Linked DNA regions of Homo sapiens: region 1 is linked to region 2. Evidence: read pairs that join two places in POLR2A ChIA-PET (ENCODE). Cell type or tissue: A673. All regions are shown on one strand. Links, peaks and the distances in the headings refer to the core of each region. The heading gives the core; the rest is flanking DNA.

Evidence for each region. Peaks named below come from ENCODE experiments on the same cell type or tissue, not always from the same donor. Only the 100,000 strongest peaks of a DNase experiment are listed, where the experiment ranks them.
Region 1: POLR2A ChIA-PET joins it to region 2 with 7 read pairs; 2 of 35 experiments call an interaction of 5 or more read pairs at or near these places.

Annotation. Positions count from the first base shown.
Region 1 is chr11:94,463,026-94,471,025 of GRCh38, reverse strand. MRE11 (MRE11 double strand break repair nuclease) reads left to right here. Exons shown (of 20, transcript NM_005591.4): 9 at 384-555; 10 at 3,133-3,213; 11 at 6,787-6,913. It overlaps MIR548L (microRNA 548l), which reads left to right and starts at 4,446; the gene lies at 4,446-4,531. In A673, for the core only: no CTCF peak of the experiment used is centred there; a DNase peak (open chromatin) is centred at 4,575; H3K27ac peaks cover 617 bases.
Region 2 is chr11:94,289,704-94,302,622 of GRCh38, reverse strand. No RefSeq gene overlaps it. Among named protein-coding and RNA genes, the nearest start is that of IZUMO1R, 8.4 kb to the left of the region's middle. In A673, for the core only: a CTCF peak has its summit at 4,299 (motif pointing left); no DNase peak of the experiment used is centred there; H3K27me3 peaks cover 2,880 bases.

The sequences.
Region 1 (8,000 bases), core at 1-8,000, 170 kb before region 2:
TTCATGAGTCCACTGCAAAATCATTTTGTCTATATGTGTACATGTATGTACATATACATAGGTATATAGATGTAATACTATAGTCTACATATGCTACCATCATAGTCCTGTTAACATTTTTTTATGCTTATTATGTCTATCTTACAAGACTGATCAGACAGGGATAATAATGGATGAGTTGATTTTACTCTGGGGAAGGAAAATGTCTACCATCTTTTCCTGTGATGATAACATTAAGGTTAAATTAGCAGAAACATTTATTTTTAAGAGTATGATTTTATAAAGAAGCATTTTTAGAAACTAAGAAATATGAAAGCTTTCGTTTGCACATCACCCTGAGGAAATTTACACTGTGACTCGGTGTTCATTTCTCTCCACTTCAGACATGTTGGTTTGCTGCGTATTAAAGGGAGGAAGATGAATATGCATAAAATTCCTCTTCACACAGTGCGGCAGTTTTTCATGGAGGATATTGTTCTAGCTAATCATCCAGACATTTTTAACCCAGATAATCCTAAAGTAACCCAAGCCATACAAAGCTTCTGTTTGGAGAAGGTAATTCTTTTTGATAAAGTCAATGAGATCTACTTTAGTTGAAGAATTATTCACCTTCAATTAAGTAATTTAATAGAGTAGAGGGAAGCCTTTATGTTGATTACATTCTCATGAAGCCTGTAAGGACACTGTTCTTCAGTGAATGTGTTTAATTGTGTCCAAGATTTTTTTTTTTAAGTCATTGAGAGAGAGGAATACTGGATGTTAAAAAAAATTAAATCTCTCTCCTAGTTTCTTTCTTCCTTTTCAAAAACATAATACATAATCTTTTCTCCTTTTTAATCCTGATTTGATGATTTGTTCATTTTATTTATGAAAGCAGGCAGTAACTTTGATTGAGGAATGGGAGACTATCGTGTGTGAGAAAAGCCTTAGCTTCTAATAATCTGTATTAGGCGTCCCTTTCACCCTGAAAGCTACCCCAAATGAAATGTGAAAAATGTGTTTGCTATCCACCCTATTGCTGCAATGTAAGTCCCAAACCTCCCTCTCTATGCACATTGCCACCCCTAAATCTCTAGAAAATTTCAGCCACTACTAAGGTTGGGTGGATTAATGCATTTAATAATATGTGGTTTGACAGCTTAATTAGCATCACTTGCTGACGCTCAGTTCTTAACTCTGTGTCAGCTGTCCTACTATGTTTTCTTTTCATGAAAAATCAGGTAACATAGTAACAATGATAATAATTATGACCAGTGATACTTACTGATTTACTGTATGTGATGTGCACTGTTGACAGCATTTAATCTAGCCAACAATACTATATGTGAGTAGTTTCTACCATCTATAGTTTAGAGGAACTGAACCTTAGATAAGGTGACTCATTCAGTGTCACAGCTTTTTGAGCAGTGTGTAGCTCACGTAACCAAAAGTGTACGCTTGTTTCAAGATGATTGACTCTAGAAACTCAAACATAGATTAAGATTCTGGCATCCCTAAATCCAATCTCTCAAGCCAAAGAGATAGAAAATGCATTAATTGCTTTTGCATTGATTGATCCAGGCCTGAGTCATGTGCCCTTCCCTGGAGTCAGACCTGGGTTTTTCAACTTTGGCTTAGTTGACATTTTGTACTAATAATTCTTTGTTGTGGGAGGCAGTTCTGTGCACTCTGGGATGTTTAGCAGTATTCTCCCTGGTTTGTACCCACTAGATGCCAGTAGTACCCCTTCTAACTGGTCGTGATGATCAAAAATGTTTACAGACCTTGCCAAATGTCCTTAGAGAAGCAAAGTCACCTCTGGTTGAGGTCTACTGTATGAACTTCACCTAAATCCTGTGGGCTTTGGTGACATGAATCCAGAGAGGAAAGTAGACGCTGGTGACACAAAGTAATAGAGGTTCATTTTAAACACCAGGTGTGCACATAACTTTCTGTTATCTCTGTATTTTATGTACATTTCTGTTATTGTACTTAGTTAAGTTATATTATTTTTTATAAGCATGTGAGTGTCTTCTGAACTCTTTGAGGACAGGACCCATATCTTACTTTTCTGTCTCAGCACTTGACCTAGTACCTGGCAAAATGATGCTCTATAAATGCTTGTTGGATTGAAATAATTGACCTAGGAGATCATATTCTTATAGATTTTCTCTGTGCTGTCTGATATGTATTCACTAGCACATGTGGCGTTTACATTTAATTATTTACATTTAAATTTAAAATTCAGTTTCTCACTTGTACTAGCCACATTTCAAGTACTCTATATCCACATATGGTTTTGGCAACCATATTGAATATGCACATAGAAAAAATTATTGCAGAAAACTCTTTTGGACTTCATTGTTACAGACAGTTTAAAGGACAAGATTATAAAGTCTTAGATGTGAAAGAAATCTGAGGACAAAAACACTTGTTCTGTATTGTTCTTGAGATCAGGACCAAGTTATAGGAAGGCAGTTTTTGTTCCAATACAAGAACTTTCTAAGAACTAGAATTGTTCAGCTATGAAGTTGGCCATCTGGAGATATCTAATCACTGTGCACACAGCCATTTATGAAAATAATCTAGTGCTGTCTCCTTGTAACTTGGTTTTACCCTTAAGAACAATATAGAACAAGTGCTTTTGTCTTCAGAACTCTTTCAAGTCTAAGATGTTATAATCTTATCCTCTCAGAGTATGAGACAACTCCACATATTTGAAAACATCAGTCTTATTTTCTTTTACCTTGAACTCTTCCAAGATAAATAATCTAAAGTCCTTGCTTATTGATCCCTAAATCTTCTGGTGAGTCTCCCATGGATCATATGACTGCAAAAACTAGACTTACTTGGTTTTAAGTTGGTAAGCTGAGGAAAGCCTTATTGAAACATGAGTAGTAATATTTTAAGTTTTATTCTAAAAGAATTATTTTAGAGATTGAAAAATTATGAAGAACTTTCATGAAAGGAAAACATTAAGGAATAGTATTAAAGGAGCATTACAAGAAGGTATATTTGAAAAGGTGTCATAAATGACCTAGGAAATAAAGATGATTATGTAGTTCAGGAAAATTCCTGTGGTAATAAGCTGCTATTCAGCCAAGTTAAACTCAGTTTACTACGTTGTTTTTTAATCTTTTTAAAAATTTTGAGATTGAAGAAATGCTTGAAAATGCTGAACGGGAACGTCTGGGTAATTCTCACCAGCCAGAGAAGCCTCTTGTACGACTGCGAGTAAGTCCTATTTATATAGATTGAATATTATTAATTTTCAAAGCATAGTAATGTACAGTTTACATGGTTTCTTTGAAAAGTAGTGAGGAGAGTGCTCATAGTAATAAGAAGAGCAATCACCATCGGAGGCAAAAACAAAGATATAAGGATTTGAGTTAATCACAGTTTAAGTGATAGGTTTGGTAACTTATTTTTCTCATTTTCTAAATAATTTGTTGTTATATTTAATAGATTGGCTGAGCTCTCTGGCTTCATCTTTAACTACCTCCTCTACTCACTTCATTCCAGGCATCTTGGCCTTCTCGCAGTTTCTTGGGCATGTGGGATGTGCTCTTATCTCCCTTTAGTCTGCTCCCGTGTCACCTCACTGCAGCCCTATCATCAAGATTGCAGCCCCTACCTTCTCTCCAGTGCCCTGATTTCACTTACCTTCTTCTGCTTCCTCTTTTCTTCTTATTTTTTTCCCCGTAACACATCCTTCTAATCTATGTACGGTTTATTTGTTTTGGTTATTATTAGGATTGTTTCCTGTGCCTATAAATCTGCTTATCCTTTCTATCGTGTTATAAACAAAGAAACAACAACAGACTTCTTCTTTACCACTATGCTTTTCCCTTTTCCAAACTCCTACCCCATGTTGCTTACTCTCTTTAAAAGCCCCTAAAAGTATATAACCTATATCTCTCTTAACTTTCTCTTCTTCAGTTCACTATAACCAAGGCTCTGACTTCACCATAACCAGTGGAAAAGATGACCTTTAATTGTTCAATCCAATAGATCGTGTCTCATCTTGCTGAATTACTCTTGGGCATTCTCTGAGTTATTTGTATCCGTCCCGTCTCATAGTTAGCCCTCTTTTCAGTGTAGGCATACAGCTTTAATGACCACCAATAGAGTGATGACTTCAAAATCTTTACGTAGACCTCCTTCTTGTTCTGTATCTCCAGGAGTCCCCTGAGGCCTGGTACTGAGGAGTGTAGTCTTTAAACCAGCAGTGTTGTTGTTGCCTGGGAAATTGTTAAAAATGCAGAGCCTCAGACCCTGCATCAGAACCCACTGTATTTTAACAAAAATCTCCAAGAAATGTATATGTTCATGAAAATTTGAGAAGTACTGGGATGTAGACTGTGGAGGTAAAGAGTACAGTGTAGAGCCAGACTTCCTGAGCTTCATTCTGGCCCAACCACTAGTTGTATGACCTTGAGCAACCGCATCCCTTATCCCTTGGTTTGTATTAGGTTGGTGCAAAAGTATTTGCGGGTTTTGTCGTAGAAAGTAATGGCAAAAACTGCAGTTACTTGTGCACCAACCAAATGCTTCGTAGATTTATGAGATCTAAATGGATTAAATAGTGTCTGTTGCACAGTAGGTAATCTGTTCCCGTTTCTTTATCCCACTGTCGCTGGCATAGTGAAGCCCTTATTAATACTTCCTGGCCTATTGCTGCAGCCTCCTACCAGGACTCTGCCTCCAGTTTCCTTCTCTCTCCACACTAATGCCAAAATGATCTTTGTAAAACACAGTTTTGCATGTCTTTTCTGCTAAAAATAACTTAATTATTCCCCAGCACTAACAGGAAAAAGTCTAAACTTTTTTAGGTTAGCATTCAGGGGTCTACATGATGTGGTCTAAACCAAAAAAGCTGCCGTCCCCTGGGTGCAGTGGAGTTTATTTCACTGGAACCTTTGTCCATGTTGATCCTGTTGCGTGGGACATACTTCTCTCCTCCTTTCTCTATACCTTCTTCAGCACCCACCTAAAGCCTCTGTCTTCAAAGAAGCCTTTCTTGACCTGCCCACAGAGAACATGCTTCTTCCTTTGTGTCCTCATCCAACTTTGTACATACCTCTTATAGCACCACTCACAGTCTGCTTCCAGTGATCTGTTTACATGTTTTTCTTCCCAGTCAGTTTGTGAATTTCTTGACAGCCAAGATTGTATTTATTTATGGTTGTATCCCTGGCCCTGAACAGCATACTTAGAACATTGAGGACATCCAATAAAATTTGTTATGACCAAACATTTATAAATGAGAAGTTTGAAGGAGAGACCTAATAGCTTTAGCATTTAGTATTTTGTCTTTTATAACATGGTAGCTGTAGAGATGATCTGGGTAAGGCTGGGCATGGTGGCTCACGCCTGTAATCCCAGCACTTTGGGAGGCCGAAGTGGCTGAATCATCTGACGTCAGGAGTTCGAGACCAGCCTGGGCAACATGGCAAAACCCTGTCTCTACTAAAAATAAAAAAATTAGCCAGGTATGGTGGTGCATGCCTGTAATCCCAACTACTTGGGAGGCTGAAGCGTGAGAATCGCTTGAACCCGGGAGGCAGAGGTTGCAGTGAGCTGAGATTGTGCCTCTGCATTCCAGCCTGGGTGACAGTGAGACGCCATCTCAAAAAAAAAAAAAAAAAAAAGAGAGAGAGAGAGATGGTCTGGGTAATACAAAAATAATTACTTTAAGGGAATCACATAGTTCTCTTCATTATGGCAAAAGATCCCAATTTTCTCATCTGTGTCTGCCTCACAGCATTAAAACTAACCAGACTTTAATAGAAAATTGGCATTTCTTTTCCTAAGCACAGTAAATTACGAATTCATTCATAAAACAGCACATATTGTCATATAAGTAATATTACAAAACTACATTGTACTGACTAAAAGACATTCATTAATTCATTGACTAAATCTTACTGAGTACCTGCTATTATGGATGCTGCAGGATATAGGGATGATAAAACAGATGAGGTTTTGAATTCGTCGAGCTTACAGGAGGTGGAGGTGCAAAGAGAGACATGATACACAAATATCAAATAAATGAACAAAAAACCTTAGCAGATAGTGATGATGAGTGAAAGTGGGAGCACTTTAGTTAGGGAGCATTCTGGATAAGCTGTGAGGTGGTGCAGTGCTGGTCCCCATAGCGTACTTTGGGAACAGCTAGTTGAGAAGAACATATCTCTGAGAAAGAAAGGTGGTATTTGTCTTTGTAAAGGTCTGTTTACCACTACAGACTTCTGTAGAAAGAGTCTACCTTGAGAGAAGTTCTCAGTTTCAGTGAGATACCATGTTTTGGAGGTAATCATTTCTCAAGGCTCACAGATTTGATTCTTTATTACCTGGATGTTCCTAGCATTCATCTTTCTCTTGAGGCACATCTCTAAGATGATAGACCAATTTACTAATGCATTTAAGGCTAGTATTTTATTTTGGTGTGTGTTTGTTTGTTTGTTTGTTTTGAAAGTTCAGAAAATTGTTTTCAGATGGTTTGCTTGGTAGGTACCTAGACTATTAGTGTTATCAGGGGGAGATGTAATCATTCTGCATTGTGGAAATTATTGCAATACCTTGATTCCATCGAACAAAGTATTTTGCTTATGCTTATAAACTTTTCAAACATTAGTTTCTCAGTAGGATAAATGATATAGCTCCATCATGATCTACTGTAGAAAATTAATTCATAAATTTCAAAGTATCAAGCATAAACACTGTGAATACTGAAGGATTAGTGTGTGTTTTAAAAATTGGCAAATTGTTGTTTCCTAGCGTTCATAGATTATTCTGTGTTTTCAGGTGGACTATAGTGGAGGTTTTGAACCTTTCAGTGTTCTTCGCTTTAGCCAGAAATTTGTGGATCGGGTAGCTAATCCAAAAGACATTATCCATTTTTTCAGGCATAGAGAACAAAAGGAAAAAACAGGTAAGCTAGTTATTTTTATGAGGTAAAAAAATGTTCTTATAGGATTTGTGAAGGAATCTTTATTAAAAACTGTAACATAATAATGGAAGATGTTTTAATATGATTGTAATGTCTTAAACAAATTGACAGTGGGAATAATTCTCTTGTCTTCTAAAAATTAGATAGCAATCTTTTTTATTATTATTATACCTTAAGTTCTAGGGTACATGTGCACAACGTGCAGGTTTGTTGCATATGTATACATGTGCCATGTTGGTGTGCTGCACCCATTAACTCGTCATTTACATTAGGTATTGCTCTTAATGCTATCCCTCCCCCCTCCCCCAACCCCATGACAGGCCCCGGTGTGTGATGTTCCCTGCCCTGTGTCCAAGTGTTCTCATTGTTCAATTCCCACCTATGAGTGAGAATATGCGGGGTTCGGTTTTCTGTCCTTGCGGTAGTTTGCTCAGAATGATGGTTTCCACCTTCATCCATGTCCCTACAAAGGACATGAACTCATCATTTTTTATGGCTGCATAGTATTCCATAGTGTATATGTGCCACATTTTCTTAATCCAGTCTATCATTGATGGAAATTTGGGTTGGTTCCAAGTCTTTGCTATTGTGAATAGTGCCACAATAAACACATGTGTGCATGTGTCTTTATAGCAGCATGATTTATAATCCTTTGGGTATATACCCAGTAATGGGATGGCTGGGTCAAATGGTATTTCTAGTTCTAGGTCCTTGAGGAATCACCACACTGTCTTCCACAATGGTTGAACTAGTGTACAGTCCCACCAACAGTGTAAAAGTGCTCCTATTTCTCCACATCCTCTCCAGCACCTGTTGTTTCCTGACTTTTTAATGATCGCCATTCTAACTGGTATGAGATGGTATTTCATTGTGGTTTTGAATTGTATTTCTCTGACGGGCAGTGATGATGAGCATTTTTTCATGTGTCTGTTGGCTGCATAAATGTCTTCTTTTGAGAAGTGTCTGTTCATATCCTTCACCCACTTTTTGAAGGGGTTGTTTGATTTTTTCTTATAAATTTGTTTAAGTTCTTTATAGATTCTGGATATTAGCCCTTTGTCAGAAGGGT
Region 2 (12,919 bases), core at 2,074-10,073:
GACTTCCTTCCCCTCTCCCATCCTGAGGTCACTCCCCCACTGAATTTGAGAACAGACTACGAAAGTGAAGAGCTAGAGCCAGGAGTCTCCTGGTGAGAATCTGATGTCAGAGGCCAGCCGAAGGGGACTTCAGTGATTCAGAGTTCTTACTGGGTCTCATGAATTCTTCTCACCCCAAACCTGATTGACCATCCTCATGTAAACTCTTAATTGGTTTCTGTCTAGGGAGGTAAATAGGGATATTAATTTATTCTTCACTCTATGTCTATCCAATCGCCGAAGCTGTTGATTTAACTTTCTAAATATCTCTTGAATTCACATCCCTTACTTACTGTCTGGACCATGATCGGCTCTTGCCTCAGTTACTGCAACAACCTCCTAACTAGCTCTCCCACCCTTTTCCAGAGCTTTAATCAAGTAGCAGCCATAATGATCTAATTTCTCAGAATTTTTTTAAATTTGTATAAATTTAAGGGTATAAGTGCAGTTTGGTTACATGGATATATTGCACAGTGGTGAAGTCTGTGCTTTGTACATTGTACTCATTATGTAATTTCTTATACCTCACCCCCTCCCGCCCTTCTGAGTCTCCAACATCTATTATTCCATGCTCTATGTCCATGTGTACACATTATTTAGCTTCCACTTTTAAGTGAGAAAATGCAGTATTTGACTTTTTGTTTGAGTTGTTTTACTTAAGATAGTGGCTTCAGTTCCATCCATGTTACTGCAAAAGATACGATTTCATTCTTTTATATGGATGAATAGTGTATCATTGTATATATTTTACCACATTTACTTTATCCATTCATCTGTTAATGAACACTTAGGTTGATTCCAAATCTTTACTATTGTGAATAGTGCTGTAATAAACATAAGAATGCAGGTATATTTTTCATATAATTATTTCGTTTCTTTTATCAGTATTTTAATTATGAAAGTTTTCAAACATAAAGTTGAGATAATTTTATAGTGAACTCTCTCTCATATGCCCACCACTTAGATTTCACCATTACCATTTTATTATATTTTCTTTATTATATATTTAGCCAACCATCCTTCTCTCTATTCAGGTATCAGTCTTATTATTTTTTATGTATTTCAAAGTAAATTGCAGATATCAGTAAACTGATGTCTTCCTAAGTAATTCAAACATGCATATCATTAACTAGGGTTCAACATTTGTTTGCAGTCTTTGTTTTTCAGAATGATCTTTTAAAAATGTAAAGACAATTATGATGCTCCCATGTTTAAAACCTTTCTAGACCTTAAGGTAAGTCCCAGGTCCTTAACATGGCACACCAGCCCTTTTAAATGTGGTTTTTATTTACTTTTAGATCTTAATCTGTTGTACTTGCTCTCATTGATGCTCTGGGCACTCCTGAGGCCTGACGGCCTGTCATTGTCCTGCCGCTTGCAGGGGCCCCACTTCCAGGGCTGTTCTGTCATAGCCCAGCCTCTGTGTCTAGGGATACATACCCCTCAGCTCTCAGAACTGAAGGCTTCCTGTCAGGGAAGCTTGTATGGCCGTCATGGGCTGGTGAGATGTCTCTTGGAGCTTATGCTGCTGCAGTCATTGCACATACCTCCTGCCCTTGGAAATGAATGCCTGCAGACAGGCTCGACATTGCCTCTTCTGTAAGCAGCTCCAGAAAGACAGTAATAGTCACAGGGTCAAACACAGTCCCTGGCCCAGAGTGCATACTCTGCAATTTGTTGTCTGCAATGAGGAGAAATACCCGAGTAGAATAAAACTGCATTTCTTTTCTTTTCTTTCTTTCTTTTTTTTTTTTGAGACAGACTCTCACTCTGTCGCCTAGGCTGGAATGCAGTAACACAATCTCGGCTCACTGCAACCTCTGCCTCCCGGGTTCCAGCGATTCTCCCACCTCAGCCTCCCTCCCGAGTAGCTGGGATTACAGGTGCACACCACCATGCCCAGCTAACTTTTTGTATTTTTAGTAGAGATGGGGTTTCACCATGTTGGCCAGGCTAGTCTCAAACTCCTGATCTCCAGTGATCCACCTGCCTCGGCTTCCCAAAGTGCCGGGATTACAGGTGTGAGCCACCATGCCTGGCCCAAACTGCATTTCTTAAAAACATAGTTTTAACTCAGACCCTTCTCTAGTTTAACCTGACGTATCCCATCTCTCTTTTCTGCCTCTCTTCTTTCCTGCTGCTGAGTGTAATAGCTCATAACTGAGGTTTGTATGCAGTTTTACAATATGCAATTGTTCTTGATACATTTTCAATCCACCCAGCATCTCTTCCTGGAATACTAATTCAGACACCTCCCTAGTTTAACCTGACCTATCCCATCTCTCCCTTTCTCCTGCCTTCCTTCCTTTCCTCTCTCTCTTCTCCTTTATCATGTGCTCACCTATCCTTTTCTCTCCAACTTAAGGTGACCTCTCCTTTCTCCCTCTCCCCATCCTTCTTCCCATCTCTTCCCTTCTCTCTCTCCTCTCCCTCCCTCCCCTCTCCTCTCTTCCTTCCTATCCCCTCTTTCTTTTCCTTCCCTCCTCTATTCTTCCTCCTTTTAGTTTATAGTGACCTCTCCTCTCAGCCTTTTCTCCCACCCCTCCCCTCCCTGCCTTTCCTCTCTCAGTTTTCTTCCTCACTCCCAGATTTTCCAACCAGAGCCTCTTCATTTTCTGATAATTTCCGTGATATTTCAGAGCGTTAATGCTGGGGCCTCTCATTGCCACTTGAAGAAGGCCACTTTTTAGGTCTAATCACCACAAGGGAAATGAATGTGAAGCTCATCAACTGTTGAAGAGAGTCCAAGGAAGGGGAGAACAGAGAGCAAAACACCAGTGTTCTATGGACAAGGAATTAACTGAAAATTACAGACAGGGGAGAAAGAACAAATGTCTTTACTCTCCATATTTTCCTTCTCGGGCTGATGGCTCCCTTGCTCACCATTACACTTATGTCACATTGTCACATTCAAACCAGGCTGCTGCTGGGTATATCAGAGAGCATTATTAACTAGTAACTAAGGTTTGCATGCAGTTTTACAATTTGCACTGTTCTCCATACATTTTCTTTCTTTTCTTCTTTTTTTTTGAGACGGAGTCTTGCTTTGTCACCCAGACTAGAGTGCAATGGCGCAATCTCAGCTCACTGCAACCTCCGCCTCCTGGGTTCAAGCAATTCTCCTGCCTCAGCCTCCCCAGTAGCTGGGATTACAGGCACGTGCCACCAAGCCTGGCTAATTTTTGTATTTTTAGTAGAGACGGGGTTTCACCATGTTGGCCAGGCTGGTCTCGGACTCCCGACCTCAAGTGATCCACCTGCCTTGGCCTCCCAAAGTGCTGGGATTACAGGTGTGAGCCACCACACCCGGCCTCTTCATATATTTTCAATCCACCCAACGTCCCGTCCTGGAACTGTCCTTTGACCCTAAGTTCCACGTCAGCTACCAAACTGTCTTTTCTTCCTAGCCATGTTTTGTATAAAACCTGTGTATGTTCATGGTGGCTCCTCTGTGTCTCCTTATGCTCATTATCCCTCCCTGCTGCCTGGCTCCACCACCGTTCCCTGGAATCCACTCTGGCCATATTCAGCAGCAACTTCTAAATTATCCAATCCAGTGGGTAAGGTCCATCTGTATCCTACCTGACCCTTCAGCTGCCTTTGACCAAAGTACTCAATCCCCCTGGCCTTCTTGAAAGTCATGTCTTCTTGATTCTCAGGACTTTCCTCCTGCGTCTCAACTAGTTCCTTGTTGGTCCCTTTGATAGGTTCCATTTCCGCCTTCTGCCCTTTAAGTGCTTTCTGGGGCTCTGTTCTTGGTTGGACCTCTTCTCTTCTTACGGTACACACTCTCTCTCTGGGCAATCTCACCCCCAACATGGCTTTAGTGATCATCTATATGTGGGTACTCTTAAATCTCTATACAGTCCCGACCTGTAGAATTACATATCTACATACTTCCAATGGTATTGCACTTGAATTTCTCACAGGCACCTTACACTTACCTGTTTTAGCTCCTCATTCAATCTGCTTTTCTATGCTGGCTAATGGCACCCCTTCCCTCCAGTCACCCTGCCTGGAGCTATCCTGGACCCCTCTTCCTCTGCCACCTCATGCAAATACTTTAACATGGTCATTCGAGGCTCTTCATCATCTGACATGGGTTACAACAGAAACTTCTCACCCCCCATCCCATCCTCACCCTTCAGGCCAGCCACACTGAGCTACTCCCTGCTCTCTGAATGAGCCACCACTGCTCTGTTCCTTTTCATCTGCAGCTCCATCTGCTGGGGATGACCTTTCCCTGCTTCTCCGCCAGGCTGCTCATCATCTCGGGCTCTGCTCAGGCACCTTCATCACAAGACAGCCTGCTTTTGCCCCTTCCTCTGTGGACTCTCATGGCATTCAATGCTTCTTTTCAGCATCGTATTTAATACAGGGTGATGCAATCTTCTGCATATTTGCTTGCCCCTCCCTCCTTAGACTCTTGAGTTCCTTAAGAGTGAGGACTTTGCTTTATCCTTCTGTATTAGTCTGTTCTCACACTGCTATGAAGAAATACCTGAGACTGGGTAATTTATAAAGGAAAGAGGTTTAATTGACTCACAATTCCGCATGGCTGGGGAAGCCTCAGGAAACTTACAATCATGGTGGAAAGCAAAGGAGAAGCAGGCATCTTCTTCATAGGGTTTCAGGACCAAGTGAGTGCAAGCAAGGGAAATGCCAGACGCGTATAAAACCATCAGGTCTTGTGAGACTCACTACCATGAGAACAGCATGGGTGAAACCACTCCCATGATCTAATTACCTCCACCTGGCCCTGCCTTTGACACATAGGGATTATGGGGATTATAATTCAAGATGAGATTTTGGGTGGGGACACAGCCGAACCATATCACCTTCTGTCACCTGCTCCTGCCAGTTTATGGTACATAGAAGGGCCTCTCAATATTTGAACACATGAATGAGTGAGTGAGTGAATGGGATGTGTCAGGTGTGACAACCCACAGGGCCTGAACCTGGGGTAGAACTCAGTGTTTCTGACTCCACAGGCCATGCTCTTTCCTCACAGTCCAATTTTCAGTGGATGCCCCTCCTGCCAACCTAGTATGCTTAAAAAGATAAGTATTTGAATAGGTGCAAACTTATCAGTAGCTCCTCTCAAAGGACCTTGAAACACCCCTACATATGTTCTTTTAGACTGGGACAATTTTACATGGGTATAATACGTATGGTTCAGTGGCCCCCTGCAGGCAAGGCTGCCCAAAGCATGACTCTCAGTGTGGCTGTGTCCTCCCCCCATCTCTCCCCTTCACTTTCCAAGGATGTAAGCCAGTGTTGGTGGCAGCATTAGAATTGTATCCACAATCCTATCCTTCCTAGTGTGGGAAAGTCCAGCTAAACGGAACTATCTTCAATACTTTGAACTCTCTATGATCACTGTTGCTCCAGGCTTTTGTACATGCTGTTCCATTTCACATGGGACCTCCCCCGTCATCCTCAAAACATGTAGTATCTTCCTTTAGCTAACTTGTTATTTTCTAGACCTCAATTTGAAGATATCTATATCCAAGGAAGCCCAAATCTGGGTTAGGTGTCCTTCCAGGTACTCTCTCTCATAGCTTTTGGGTTACCTCCATCATGTCACTTGCCACACTATTCCAGAGATGCCTGCTGACTCATGTGTTCCCCACTGGGCGGCTGTAAGCTCCTAGACCAGTAGAGACTGTGTCTGTCAGTCTTACACCTATAACCACAGTTCTGGGTACATGATAGGCACTCAGTAGGTATTTGTTAAATGAACAAGGGATTGTTTTTTGGTTAAAAAAAAAAAAGATTTCTCCTATGATTCATTTTTGCCAAGAAGCATACCAGGAAAAATTCTTGGAAATCTGAGTTTCTGTGTATGGTCATATTTAGATGGTCATGTACATATGTGATTTGCAGGCGTTTCAATTTCTACTTTGTAGAAAATGATTGTTTTTCTTCTCTTTATTCACCTCTCTTATCACTAGATGTCCTGTGTCTTGCTGGGCTCATCTTCCTGACTCCCCACAGCTCTATAAACCATGAGGCTTGGCAAATGCAGTTGGTGAATTGTTTTTTGTTTTTTTCTTAGTCAAGTACACAATTTCAAGTTTGAAGAACGGAATCAGTTGGGTTATACTTCATAGCCTAGAGAAAACAAATATGCATCTTTTTGGATTTGTTTTAGTCTTTGTCTTACATTGAAAATATCTGAGAAATCTCGCAGAAGAGCTGGAAGGTCCGCAATGTATTTTATAGTTTTTATAGACAGAAAATAATGGAAAGTATATAGTTTCAAGGTGGCAAATATTTGGCTCTTTATGCCCTTGTGCTTACAAATGAAAAGACAGAGAGAGGAAAATCAATTTTCCAGGAGGCTGTGGGTAAATTGCCTTGCAATACAATCATTAAGCAGTTGCCATTTCTAGAAAAGTAAATTTTGTGATTCTTCAGATACCTTTATTATAGACCAGTGAGATGTACCATTATGTGAAGCTCTTGAATTGCTTTAAGTTTATTTAAGACTTAAATCTCTGAAAAATGTTAATAGTTGGGAATATTCAAAGACTCCAATTTATGAAACTATAATAGATTTTAAGTTGCTAAGTGTCTTTTCACATTTGAGTTGATGCTTCCGTTTTATGATCAAAGTGTGTGGAATGTCTGGTTGCCATGCAAACTGGGGCTTAAGAGGAAACATTGAGGCCTCTTGCTGTATTTTCCTTAAAGACAAAGCATTGCATTCATTCATAGAAATGTGGAAAGCCTTTATCTCCTCCTTTATCTGCCAAATCCCTTGGCATGGTGTTTTCTTTGAATCTGGAGGAAGTGTTCTGGGATTATTTCTACTGAAGGATAAATGGTCTCTTTGGGTGAAGTGAAGAAACCTAGGATATGAGGATGGTTGTTCTCAGAGCTGTGCCTTACCCATTCCATGAATAAGGGGAAGGCAACTAAGATTTCTCAAGCACTGGCTCTGTTCCAGGTCCCGTATCAAATTCTTGAGACATCTCATCTCACTGTCTGTCTGCTAATCAAGGGCAAAGATTGTATCATATATGAATGTCTTTGTGTATACAACACAGTTGACATTGATTGGTATGAATGACTGCTGAATGAAGGAATGAGCAAACAATCCTGTGTAGGTGTTTTAAACCCATTTTAAAGATCACCTCAGAGAAGTTAAATAAGTTGTTCAGTCTTACCTCTTTCACAGAACAGAAGATATATTAGTAATAGTTGACTTTATTTATTTATTTTGAGACAGAGTCTCACTTTGTTGCCCAAGCTGGAGTGAAGTGGCATGATCATGGCTCACTGCAGCCTCAAACTCCTGGGCTTAAGTGATCCTCCCACCTCAGCCTTCCAAGTGGCTAGGACTACAGGCATGCACCACCACACTTGGCTAATTTTTTTTTTTTTTTTGCAGAGATGAGTCTCACTATTTTGCCCGGACTGGTCTCAAACTGCCAGGCTTAAGTGATCCTCCCACCTCAGCCTTCCGAAGTGCTGGGATTACAGGTGTGAGCCACCATGCCTGGCCAATAGTTAACTTTATATCACAGTACAGTCATGTGTTGCTTAATAACAGGAATATATTCTGAGAAATGTGTTGTTAGACAACTTTGACATCATGCAAACATCATAGAGTGTACTTACACAAACCTAGAGGGTATAGTCTACCATACACCTAGGCTAAATATAGTAGTATAGCCTATTGTTTTCAGGCTACAAACCTATACAGCATGTTACTGTACTGAATACTGTAGGCAATTGTAACACAATGATAAGCATTTTTGCATCTAAACATATCTAAACATACAAAAGGTATAGTAAAAATACAGTATTATGATCTTATGGGGCCACTGTCATCACTGTCATATGTGGTCTACTCTTTGTATTTAAGCTACAAGATATGAAAGGAAAAGAGTGAATATCACCCAAGAATCTGCATTCTGTTCTGGGGAAAGGATTAGCATGTTTCTGTTTGCACACAGGATAGCTGTGTCATGTTAGGGGGAAGTATCACTTTGTTGTCTTTATTTGGATATTAAATATGGCTTAAGAAGATGTGTATGGGTGCCAGGTTGTCAAAGGGTGGATTCATGTGGTCGTTATGTATGAAATTATCTAGGCTATTGCCCCCTATTCTCAACAAAATGGTAATCTAGGTGTTGCTAGGAAGGTATTTTGTAACTCTTGTTAAAGTCTGTAATCGGTGGCGAGCAATGAAACAAGAATTTGAGGCCCAATCTATCTGGCTTCAAGTCTGTGTTCCCCCTATTCTATATTAAACAGAAAATAAAAGTCTATTGAGTGTTTCATAGGCAATTAAGTCTAATAAACTCTGCAAAGTTTAAACACCTGCCATGTGGCAGCCACTGGGCCAAGTGTGTCACTCAGGTTATCACACAGCAACCCTAAATGCCACCACCCCAACTATGGTCATGAAGAAACGGGGGTTTAGAATACCTCTATTTTTTTGCTTAACTTTGCTATGCACCATTCTCTAAAGAATGTTCCCTGAAGTTCCAGTCTCAAAAATAACAGATTCTTTCCACGATGAAAATGTTTGGGAAACATTCGTGTTATCACTACCTCCTGAGGACTCAAAGTGTACATGCACAATGTGTTACAGATTCCAATAAGTACTGCAGTAAAGACTTTTTTTTTTTTAATTTTTTTTTTAAGACAGAGTCTTGCTCTGTCTGCCAGGCTGGAGTACAGCGGCATGATCTCGGCTCAATGCAATCTCCGCCTCCCGGGTTCAAGTGCTTCTCCTGCCTCAGTCTCCCGAGTGAGTAGCTGGGACTACAGGCACATGCCACCACGCCTGGCTAATTTTTGTATTTTTAGTAGAGACAGGGTTTCACTATGTTGGCCAGGCTGGTCTGGAACTCCTGACCTCAGGTGATCCACCCGCCTCGGCCTCCCAAAGTTCTGGTATTACAGACGTGAGTCACCGCATCCAGCCAAGACCTTTCTTAAACTCCATTTAACCCAGCATTTCAAACATATTTGGCTACAGCAGCACTTTTGTGTGTTATACCCATTAACGTCATGGCATGAGACTTCTGCCAAGCAGACTTAGAAAAATTTTGGCTTGCTATGTAGCACCAGGCCTCAATTTCACAGGAGCAACTGTAGGCAGGTTCTCAGAACATGTTGAACTGCTAGGTCATGCTTATTACCTAGATAATGCTTCATGTTTATTTATATTATATTTTTGCTAAAAATCTTATGTGGGCTGAATTTCTGTTCAGAGGAGTCTCATTTTGCCCACAGGCTATGTATCATATTCCACTGAAAGCCAATTCTTGCACCTGTTGGCAAAATGAGCCAGAGGACCTCTAGATTATTTTCTTGTTTTTTTCTTGTGTGCCATTTTGATTCCCACCTCATTTCCTTTTCTGTATGTTTCTTAGTTATTTTCTTAGTGGTTACCCTGGAGATTATAATTAACATCCTAAATTTCTTTGAGTTGATAGCAACTAACTTCAACAGCATAGAAATCTCTGCTCCTGTATAGCTGCCCTCCCTCTTTACATTGCTGTTGTTAACAGTTTCGTCTTTATACATTGTGTGCCAATTAGCAGAAATTTATAATTAGTGTTTTTTGCACTTATATTTTAAATAATATAGGAAAAGAAAGATGAGTTACAAACCAAAAATACAATAACCCTGGTTTCTATATTAATATTCACTTATGTTGTTACCTTTACTGGTGTTATTTCTTCATATTGTTTTGAATTACTGTGTAATGTCTGTTCATTTCATCCTGAAAGACTGCTTTTAGCATTTCTTGTAGGGCAGGACTGCTAGCAATAAACTTTCTCAGTTTTTATCTGAGAATGTCTTAATTTCATTTTAGTTTAGTTTTTTTTTGTTGTTTTGTTTTGTTTTTTTTTGAGATGGAGTCTCGCTCTGTTGCCCAGGCTGGAGTGCAATGGCACAATCTTGGGTCACTGCAACCTCCGCCTCCTGGGTTCAAGCTATTCTCATGTCTCAGCCTCTCGAGTAGCTGGGTTTACAGGTGCCCACCACTGCACCTGGCTAATTTTTGTATTTTTAGTAGAGACGGGTTTTTGCCATGTTGGTCAGGTTGGTCTTGAACTCCTGACCTCAGGTGATCCACCCACTTCAGCTTCCCAAAATGCTGGGATTACAGGCGTGAGCCACCACACCTGGTCTTTTTTTTTTTTCTTTTTGAATTTCATTTTGATTTTTAAAGAATATTTTTATAAACATATAATTCTTAATTTACAGGCTTTAAACTATGTCACCCCATTGCCTTTTGGCTTTCATGGTTTCTGATGAGAAATGAGCTGTTAAACTTATTGATGATTGCTTGTATATGACGAGATGTTTCTCTCCTGCCACTTTCAAAATTGTCTTAGTCTTTTTTTTCTTGACAGTTTAATTATCATTGTGCCTCAGTGTAGATGTCTTTGAGTTTATTCTACTTAGAGTTTGTTGAATTTCTTGGATATATAGATACATGTATTTCATCAAATTCAAGCCATTTTAGCCATGATTTCTTCAAATAGCTTTTTTGCCTCTTTTTCTCTCTTCTCTCCTCCTGGGATGCTTCTTGGTATGCTCGATGGTGTCCCACAGTTCCCTTAGACTCTGTTCCTTTTTCTTTAAAAAAATATAGTTTATTTTTTAATTTTATTTCAGTTTTTGGATAACAAGTGGTTTTTGATTGCATGGATAAGTTTTTTAGTGATGATTTCTGAGATTTTGGTGTACCCATCACCCAAGCAGTGTACACTGTACCCAATGTATAGTCTTTTATCCCTCACTGCCCTCCCATCCTCCCCCGCTGAGTCCCCAAAGTGCTTTATATCATTCTTATGCCTTTGCGTCCTCACAGCTTAGCTCCCATTTATAAGTGAGAATATACAATATTTGCTTTTCCATTCCTGAGTTGCTTCACTTAGAATAATGGTCTCCAATTCCATCCAGGTTGCTGTGAATGCCATTATTTCATTTCTTTTTTATGACTGAGTAGTATTCCACGGTATGTATATGATATATATGACATTTTATTTATCCACTCATCACTCATTGGTTGATGGGCATTTAGGCTGGTTCCATATATTTGCAATTGTGAATTGTGCTATTATAAACATGCATGTGCAAGTGTCTTTTTCATATAATGACTTCTTTTCCTCTGGGTAGATACCCAGTAGTGGGATTGCGGATCAAATGGTAGCTCTATTTTTTGTTCTTTAAGGAATCTCCATACTGTTTTCCATAGTGGTTGTACTAGTTTACATTCTCACCAGCAGTGTAAAAGTGTTCTCTTTTCACCACATCCATGCAAACATATGTTATTTTTTGATATTTTAATTATGGCCGTTCTTGCAGGAGTAACGTCATTGTGGTTTTGACTTGCATTTCCCTGATAATTAGTGATGTTGAACATTTTTTCATATTTTTATTGGCCATTCGTACGTCTTCTTTTGAGAATTGTTTATTCATGTCTTTGCCCACTTTTTGATGGGATTTTTTTTTCTTGCTGATTTGAGTTCCTTGTAGATTCTAGATATTAGTCCTTTGTTTGATGCATAGTTTGTGAAGATTTTTCTCCCACTCCATGGGTTGCCTGTTTACTCTGCTGATTATTTCTTTTGCTGTGCAAAAGCTTTTTAGCTTAATTAGGTCCCATTTATTTATCTTTGTTTTTGTTGCATTTGCTTTTGAGTTCTTGGCCATGAACTCTTTACCTAAGCTAATGTCTAGAAGAGTTTTTCTGATGTTGTGTTCTAGAATTTATATGGTTTTAGGTCTTAGATTTAAGTCTTTGATCCATCTTGAGTTGATTTTTGTGTAAGGTGAGAGATGAGGATCCAGTTTCATTCTGCTACATGTGGCTTGTCAATTATCTCAGCACCATTTATTGAATAAAGTGTCTTTCCCCCACTTTATGTTTTTGTTTGCTTTGTCAAAGATCAGTTGGCTGTAAGTATTTGGCTTTATTTCTGGGTTCTCTATTCTGTCCCACCAGTCTATGTCCTGATTTTTATACCAGTATTATGCTGTTTGGGTAACTATAACCTTGTAGTATAATTTGAAGCTGGGTAATGTGATGTCTCCAGATTTTTTCTTTTTCTTAGTCTTGCTTTGGCTATGCAGGCTGTTTTTTGGTTCCATATGAACTTTAGGATTGTTTTTTCTAGTTCTGCAAAGAATGATAATGATACTTTGATGGGAATTGCATTGAATTTGCAGATTTCTTTTGGCAGTATGGCCATTTTCACAATATTGATTCTACTCACCCATGAGCATGGGATGTGTTTCCATTTGTTTGTGTCATCGATAATTTCTTTCAGCAGTGTTTTGGAGTTTTCCTTGTAGAGATCTTTTTCTTCCTTGGTTACATATATTCCTAGGTGTTTTTCCTTTCTTTCTTTCTTTTCTTATTTATTTATTTATTTTTGGTAGCTGTTTTAAAAGGGATCGAGTTCTTGATTTAATTCTCAGCTTGGTCATTGTTGGTGTACAGCAGTGCTACTCTTTTGTGTACATTGATTTTGTAACCTCACACGTTACTGAATTCATTTATCAGAACTAGGAGCTTTACGGATGAGTCTTTAGGGTTTTCTAGGTATACAATCATGTCTTTGGTGAACAGCGACAGTTTGACTTCTTCTTACTGATTTGGATGCCCTTTATTTATTGTCTGATTGCTTTGGCTAGGACTACTTTTCTTTATTATTTTTTCTTTTCTCTACTCAGACTGGATAATTTTTTTTGTCTTCGAATTATTTTATTTTTCACCCTTCCCTAATTTGTAGGCTTATTACGGTGTTATCATCTATCTCTACTTAGCATTCTTTTCCCACTTACTTTCTGATGCAATGGAAAACGTGGCCATCTTCCTGTATAAAGCCAATTGACCCATCCA